Regions from separate parts of the Homo sapiens genome. Here region 2 is linked to region 1. The links are chromatin loops, found by intact Hi-C in ENCODE. Cell type or tissue: Caco-2. All regions are shown on one strand. Links, peaks and the distances in the headings refer to the core of each region. The heading gives the core; the rest is flanking DNA. Region 1 has its middle 38 kb from the start of LINC02205. Region 2 has its middle 140 kb from the start of LINC02205.

The links. Peaks named below come from ENCODE experiments on the same cell type or tissue, not always from the same donor. Only the 100,000 strongest peaks of a DNase experiment are listed, where the experiment ranks them.
Region 2: a loop joins it to region 1, with 10 times the contacts of the local background. A loop is called at or near these places in 6 of 110 quality-filtered maps.

The regions. Positions count from the first base shown.
Region 1 is chr15:70,465,479-70,469,868 of GRCh38, forward strand. No RefSeq gene overlaps it. Among named protein-coding and RNA genes, the nearest start is that of LINC02205, 38 kb to the right of the region's middle. In Caco-2, for the core only: a CTCF peak has its summit at 1,630 (motif pointing left); a DNase peak (open chromatin) is centred at 1,623.
Region 2 is chr15:70,366,193-70,370,582 of GRCh38, forward strand. No RefSeq gene overlaps it. Among named protein-coding and RNA genes, the nearest start is that of LINC02205, 140 kb to the right of the region's middle. In Caco-2, for the core only: no CTCF peak of the experiment used is centred there; a DNase peak (open chromatin) is centred at 2,349.

The sequences.
Region 1 (4,390 bases), core at 77-4,076:
GAGAATAAAACTGCAACTTGAATATCCCTGGACAGGTGTAGCTGATAGTTTTGTCTCCATGTTCTGGGGACCAATAAACATAAAAACCCTGACTTCCTCCAAAGATACTGAGTTTTCCATCATCAGTAGGTTAAAGGCAGAGGCCAGCACCACTTAGAGAAGAGACTGCAAAAGGGATTCATTCATTGAATAGAAGCCTTCAAAATCCACAAGGGTCGTCCTGAGCCTCTGATGCCCTGTGGTTGGACTTCATAACTACTTGGAAGGCAGAGCTCAAAGCCTTCTTGATAGAGGGCTTTCTGCCTATTGAAGGTATTTATGGGCACACAAGTTCAAAGCCAGTACAATATTGGCATGCAAGAATGAGAGAAGAATGAGGAGACAGGGTAGGAGTAGGGTGCCCCCATGGCCCAGCAGACCTTTCTGCGAAAAGGGCTTGCTCACTTCTTGAAATTCCTGAAACTCCACCTCTACAGCCCCAGAAGGCTGAGCTGTGATAAAATCTACCCTCTCCCAAGGCCTGAGGCACACCAGGTATCCAGGAGGGAGATGAACTCACACTCACTTCCAGAAACATCTTAAGATTCCACGATGGTTGCTCTGAAAATCTGTTGGAGGCTCAGAAAGGCACCAAGGCCGCTCTTTGGAAGACAAGCAGACAGCAGCGAAGGGAACCAAATCCTCAATGACTCTGGGGACTGGAGCCTTTGAAAAGAGATGGTTTAATGAAAAGGTGCTGTCAAGAGCTAGCCGCCTAGAAGGCAGCTAGTCCTCGGCTGGCTGCTTTTTCCCTGTTGCCTCCCTTCTCGCTTAGTCAGGAGCTCCTGCTCAGCCCTGCAGACCCCCAGACCTCAGTGCCTGAGAATTAATCCTTGCTGGTTTGGACAAGAAGGAGCCATAGCCCTCAAATGCACAGGCCTCCTTGATGCCTGGAGACTGTCCTGTTACCCAGCCTGTGGCCCTGGGTTCTAGACCTGTTGTCCCTGCCGACGCTCCATCTGCCACTTCCCCAGCCAGGTGGTGACCATGGCAACCGTGGCTTGGAGAAGACAATGCAGCCACAGATGGTTTTCTACAGATGGGTCAAGTGCACAAAGTTATTCATTGTTTGGCCAAGGGGACTTCTAGCTTAGAATTAGAATGCACCTCTAGGGAGGACTTAACCTTGACAAGTAATTTCTTATTTAATTTTCAACACTCCTTTGATATGGGTACTATTATGATTCCCATTTTAGAGACAGGGAAACTGTGAAGGAATTTGTCCTTGGTCACACAGCTAGGAAGTGACAGAGCAAGGATTTGAACCCAGATTGGTATTATTACCAATTATTATTACCAATCTGGGTTCAAATCCTTGAATCCAGTTCAAATCCTTGAATCTGACAATAGATAGATTGGCTTTAGAGTCAAGCTCACACACTTTCCTCCTTGCCCGGAGCTCCCTAATGCTGACACACTGTCTTGGAGCACCCTCTAGATGCTCATCTGATGCCTGATTCCTTGGCCCCATCTTTAACCTCCAAGTACTTCCAGGCCTGGCCTTCCCCCCGGGCTCAGCCTCCTCCTCTACAACTGCTCTCCCTGCTTCTGTTCTGCCTCTGCTCTTCTTCCTGGGTTCTGGAGCTGCTGCCACCTGCAGGCCTCATGTGCAAAGATGCTTGAGCTCTAATACAGGATGTCAGAGCAGGAGGGCTGGGGACTGAATCCCTGCTATGTATGCTCCGCCGTGGTGGCCAAGTGAGGGCAGAGGCCCAGGAGTTTTAGTCTCCTGGAGAGATTTGCATCTGGGCTATTCTGCAATGACAATCTGGATCCCACAGGAAAAAATGGGGGTGCACTAAAGTCAAGTGCACATAAGCAGTAGGAGGCATTGAGATGAGCTCCAAGGGAGATCTTACATCTGAGATGAGTCAGTCTCCTGCTGTAGTCCTGCCTAAATGCTCTCAGAAGGAATATTTTGTGTGTGTTTCTATACTACCTTTCTTTTCTAGTTCAGGAAGGTCTTTACTCACTGGACCATAATGCAGCTGGAGGAATGTATGAAGCTATGAGATGTCCCCGTGATTGAGATTAGGATGGGCTCTTTCCCTCCAAGTCATAGATACAATCAACACTGATCAGTGAGGGATCAAGAGAGCCACAACCTCGTGGTGACAAACAGATTTAGAATCTGCGGCTGAAATTCAGACTGCGCTGCAGAGCTGGGCATTGTCTGCCAAGGGACCCAGTCCAGTAGGAGAGAAAGAATAAGTCTACATAGCTCTGGTTTTATTTCTAGATTTGCCACTGGGACACTGTGCCAGCCTCGGTGGCCACCTCCCTTGCCCTCCATAGGTAATTCACATAGAGGAAGAAAGTGGGTGGAAGAAAGAAAGAGTAGTGGTTAACTTTGCACCCTGTAAGAGGTAAGCACTACGGGAGTTGCTTTACATAAACTACCTCCCAATCCCCTAGGGGGCAAGTAGCAGATTCCCACTTTAAAAAGGAGGAACTGGGCTCAGAAACATAAACCCCAACATCACACAGCGACTTAGTAATATGTATGGAATGCAAAGCAATAACAATAGCAATAATAGTAATACCAATCTGGCAACAGTTGATATGTATGTAGAACAAGCTGTGTTCTGGACAATATATTGATTCCTTGAAACCTCACCCAAAATCCATCAGGTCAGTATTATTATCCCCATTTTACAGATGAGGAAAATGAATATCGAGATCTGTGAATCCCACCCAGTGCCAGCCGCCCTGACATCTTTCCTCTTCATGTCACAGAATTGTCATGAGGACCAATGGCATCGGGCAGCAGAAAACATTGCATATTCCCCAAAAGAAAGTGGCCCCTGGGCTTTCCTTTGCTTCCTTCCCAGAGTGAGCCATGCTCTGGAAGGGATATTTCCATAGCTGTCCTCTTACAGCATCAGTAAGCACCATGACTTTCAGGAGTACAGGATTGCACCTTTGACGGCTCCAGGCCCACAACCGATTGCATTCCTAGACCACAGGGAAGGGCAGCAGATCACTGCCTCATCTGCCCAGAGCTGTGGAGGCAGCAAAGGGTGTTTAACCTCTGCTGGTGAATTGAAAGCCCAGGAGCTGGTGCAGATTCATTTTGTTTTATTTCTTCTGTGCTCCCATAAAACGGAGTAGGGGGTTTCACAGGTGCAAGTACTGCTGGGGAAAATCCTGGGGGTGGGGGCAGGGTAAGGGTGGGGAGGAAGAACTGGCTTAGCTGCCAATCTGGAATGGGTAAGCAAGTGGGAGAACGAATAGGAGATGAAGGACTGAGGATAAGAAGGGTAGGAGAGGGAGACAGACAGACAGAAAGAAAGACAGAGATGGAGACATAGAAACAAAGAGACAGAGACCAAAGCAGAGAGATAGGGAGAGAGAGAACACCAGGGCCGAAACTCTCCTCACTGACGCTGCTACTAGAAGGTTGGGCTGGGCCTGCGTCTGCCCAGGGCATGTGATTCTTGGCCTCTACTGGTCCTAGAGTTCTACCACCTTCCAAAGAACAGAGCAGAAAGGCTGCTTCTAGTCCAGGAACTTGCAGGATGAGGCTCCATCACGGTGACTGTACTCTAGATCAGCCTCACCACACTACCTGCAGCATGCATGGCCTCCTGAGCATGCTCATGTGTGCCATGCAACCTCCTACAGGAATGAGGTTAGAGAATGGAAATTTAAGCTTAGAAGGAGAGGCAACATGTTTAGGGTCACCCAGGAAGTTAGTTTCCTGCAGAGATTGGAGCCCCAGCCAAGGAGTTCACCATCCTGCAGGACCAGGGACCTGCTGATTCTTGGAGGTGAGTCAAGGGACAGAGTGCCTAGAATGAGGGCGAGGGTGCAGAAGTCTCTCCTACCTCCCTATCCCACTCCAGCCAAAAATCCCAGCCAAATAAAACACAGGAGCCGAGGTGTTTGCATAATCTCCATCTCTCACTATGCACTCCCATGCCATGGTATGGTGCAGTCCACTTGGTCCTTGCCGCCTGCTCACTCACACAGTCAGGGACCCAAGAGCATACCTGCCCACCAATCCCTCCAGTGCCCCAAACCCTGCTCACTCTGCAGGTTGAGAGGGGACTGAGTACTTCACTGCATCACTTTTAACTCCACATGGTCCCAGCATCATCCACCCTCAAAAAAACTCCTCCATGGCCCTGCCCTTACAGAGCTCACCAAGTAGCAAGAGACAAACACACATCATAACTCACCCGGCACAAGGAGAGAGTACAGAACAGAGTGCTGGGGAGGACAGGAAGAAGCAGGGGACAGCGAAGCTGGCAAGGGCTGGGGGCTCAGTGTGTGCAAAGGCACAAAGGAGAGGGAACAGGTGGTCTGGGGTGGCTGGAATGCAGACTGCATACTAGGGTGGAATGGAAGG
Region 2 (4,390 bases), core at 84-4,083, 99 kb before region 1:
ATGCTGGGAAAACTAGATATCCACAGGCAGAAGAATGAAACTAGAGCCCTATCTCTCACCATATACAAAAATCAATTCTAAATTGATTAAAGACTTAAATGTAAGATTCAAAACTATGAAAATTCTAGAAGAAATATGGGAGAAATGCTTCATAAAATTGGGCTGGGCAAGGATTTTTTGAATAAGACCTAAAAGGCATAAAAGCAAAAATAGACAAATGAGATTACATCAAGCTAAAAAGCTTCAACAGCAAAGGAAACAATCAATAAACTGAGCAGGTAATCCACAGAATGGGAGAGATTATTGACAACTATGCAGCTGACAATGGGTTAATATTTAGCATATGTAAATAACTCAAACAACTCAATAGCAGAAAAACAAATAATCCAATTAAACATGGGCAAAGACCTTCTCAAAATAAGACATACAAATGGCCAACAGATATATGAAAAAAAGTTCAACATCACTAATCATCAGAGAAATGCAAATGGAAACCACAGTGCAATATTACCTCACCCCAGCTAGAATGGCTATAATCAAAAAGACAAAAAAAAATAACAAATGCTGGCAAGGATGCAGAGAAAAGGGAATTTTTATATTCTGTTTGTGGGAATGTAAATTAGTATAATCATTATAAAAAAAAACAGTATGGAGGCTCTTCAAAAAATTAAAAATAAAACTACAATATAATCCAGCAATCCCATTCCTGGGTATACATCCAAAGGAAATAAAAATCAGTATGTCTAAGAGATATCTGCACTCCCTTGTTTATTGTGGCATTATTCACAATAGCCAAGATATGGAATCAACCTAAGTGTCCATCTAATGATAAATAGATAAAGAAAATGTGGTATGTATACACAATAGAATACTATGCAGTCATAAAACAAAATGAAATCCTATCATTTGTGACAACACAGATGAACCTGGAGGACATTATGTTAAGTGAAAAAAGCCAAGCACAGAAAGACAAACCCTGCATGATCTCAATCATATGTGGAATCCAAAGAAGTTGATTTCATAGAAATACAGAGGAGAATGGTGGCCACCAGAGGCTGGGGAGTCTCTTCAATAAATGTTCTCTTCAATAAATGATGCTGGGAAAACTAAATATCCACAAGCAGAAGAATGAAACTAGAGGCCTCTCACTATATACAAAAATCAACTCTAAACGGATTAAAGACTCAAATGTAAGATTCAAAACTATGAAACTTCTCCCAGTGGAGAGACCGGGAGAGGTTGGTTAACAGGTTCACAGTTATAGTTAGACAGGACGAATAAGTTCTGGTGTTCTATTGCACCAAAGAGTGATCACAGCAAATAACAATGTAGTGTAGATTTCAAGATAGCTAGAAGATTTTGAATGTTATCACCATAAAAAAAGATAAATGTTTTAATTGATGGATATGATAATTACCACAACTTTTTCATATGTATGCATGCATTGAAACATCACATTGTCCTCCTAAAATACATATTATTATGTGTCAATTATAAATAAGAATTAAATATGATAAAAGAAATATTTATTAAGCACTTACTTTGCACCAGAGCTTCTTCCAAGTTTTGAGAATACAGCAATGAACAAAACCATCTCTGCCCTCATAGAACTCACATTATTGACAAAAGGGTGCCAATTAGAAAGGAGACCCTATTGCAGCCCACGGAGGGCGAGCCACAGCAGGGTGGGGTGTTGCCTCACCCGGGAAGCACAAAGGGTCAGGGATTTCCCTTTCCTAGCCAAGAGAAGCCATGACAGACTGTACCTGGAGGAATGGTACACTCCCGTCTACATACTGTGCTTTTCCCAAGGTCTTACCAATCGGCAGACCAGGAGATTCTCTCCCGTGCCTGGCTCGGGGGTCCCACGCCTATGGAGACTTGCTCACTGCTAGCACAGCAGTCTGAGATCGACCTACGACACTGCAGCCTGGTGGCGTGAGGGGTGTCAGCCAATGCTGAGGCTTGAGTAGGTAAACAAAGTAGGTAGGGAAGCTCAAACTGGGCAGAGCCCACCGCAGCTCAGCAAGGCCTACCACCTCTCTAGACTCCACTTCTGTGGGCAGGGCATAGCTGAACAAAAGGCAGCAGACAACTTCTGCAGACTTAAACGTCCCTGTCTGACAGCTCTGAAGAGAGCAGTGGTTCTCCCAGCACAGTGTTCAAGCTCTGAGAACGGACAGGCTGCCTCCTCAAGTGGGTCGCTGATCCCCATGTAGGTTGACTGGAAGATACCTCCCAGTAGGGGCCGACAGACACCTCATACAGGTGGGTGCCCCTCTGGGACGAAGCTTCCAGAGGAAGGATCAGGCAGCAATATTTACTGTTTTGCAATATTTGCTGTTCTGCAATATTTGCTGTTCTGCAGCCTCCACTGTTGATACCCAGGCAAACAGGATCTGGAGTGGACCTCCAGCACACTCCAACACACCTGCAGCTGAGGGGCCTACTGTTAGAAGGAAAACTAACAAACAGAAAGGAATAGTATCAACATCAACAAAAAGGAAATCCACATCAAAACCCCAACATCAAAGACCAAAGATAGATAAAACCACAAAGATGGGGAGAAACCAGAGCAGAAAAACTGAAAATTCCAAAAACCAGAGCACCTCTTCTCCTCCAAAAGATCGCAGCTCCTTGCCAGCAACGGATCAAAACTGTACGGAGAAGGAATTTGACGAGTTGACAGAAGTAGGCTTCAGCAGGTCGGTTATAACAAACTACTCTGAGCTAAAGGAGCATGTTCTAACCCATCGCAAGGAAGCTAGAAACATTGAAAAAAGGTTAAATGAACGGTTAACTAGAATAAACAGTGTCAAGAAGTGCTTAAATGACCTGATGGAGCTGAAAACCACAGCATGAGAACTTCGTGATGCACACATAAGCTTCAATAGACGATTCGATCAAGTGGACGAAAGGACAAAAGGATATCAGTGATTGAAGATCAAATTAATGAAATAAAGTGAGAAGACAAGATTAGAGAAAAAAGCATGAAAAGAAACACACAAAGCCTCCAAGAAATATGGGACTATGAGAAGAGACCAAATCTACATTTGATTGGTGTACCTGAAAGTGACGGGAAGAATGGAACCAAGTTAGAAAACACTCCTCAGGATGGTATCCAGGATAACTTCCCCAACCTAGCAAGGCAGGCCAACATTCAAATTCAGGAAATACAGAGAACACCACAAAGATACTCCTCAAGAAGAGCAGTCCCAAGGCACATAATTGTCAGATTCACCAAGGTTGAAATGGAGGAAAAAATGTTAAGGGCAGCCAGAGAGAAAGGTTGGGTTACTCACTAAGGGAAGCCCATCAGAACTAACGGCAGATCTCTCAGCAGAAACCCTACAAGCCAGAAGAGAGTGAGGGACAATATTCAACATTCTTAAAGAAAAGAATTTTAAGCCCAGAATTTCATATCCAGCCAAACTAAGCTTCATAAGCGAAGGAGAAATAAAATCCTTTACAGACAAGAAAATGCTGAGAGATTTTGTCACCACCAGGCCTACCTTATAAGAGCTCCTGAAGGAAGCACTAAACATGGAAAGGAACAACCAGTACCAGCCACTGCAAAAACATGCCAAATTGTAAAGGCCATTGATACTATGAAGAAACCCCAACAATTAATGAGCAAAATAACCAGCTAACATCATAATGACAGGGTCAAATTCACACATAGCAATATTAACCTTAAATGTAAACAGGCTAAATGTCCCAATTAAAAGACACAGACTGGCAAATTGGATAAAGAGTCAAGACCCATCAATGTGCTGTATTCAGGAGACCCATCTCACATGCAGAGACACACATAGGCTCAAAATAAAGGGATGGAGGAAGATCTACCAAGCAAATGGAAGCCAAAAAAAAAAAAAAAAAAAAAAAAAAAAAGCAGGGGTTGCAATCCTAGTCTCTGATAAAACAGACTTTAAACCAACAAAGATCAAAAGAGACAAAGAAGGCCATTACATAATGGTAAAGGGATCAATTCAACAAGAAGTGCTAACTGTCCTAAATATATATGCACCCAATACAGGAGCACGCAGATTCATAAAGCAAATCCTTAGAGACCTACAAAGAGACTTGGACTCCCACACAATAATAATGGGAGACTTTAATACCCCACTGTCAATATTACACAGATCAGTGAGGCAAAAGGTTAACAAGGATATCCAGGACTTGAACTCAACTCTGCACCAAGTGGACCTAACAGACATCTACAGAACTCTCCACCCCAAATCAACAGAATATACATTCTTCTCAGCACCACATCACACTTATTCTAAAATTGACCACATAATTGGAAGTAAAACACTCCTCAGCAAATGTAAAAGAACAGAAATCACAACAAACTGTCTCTCAGACCACAGTGCAATCAAATTAGAACTCA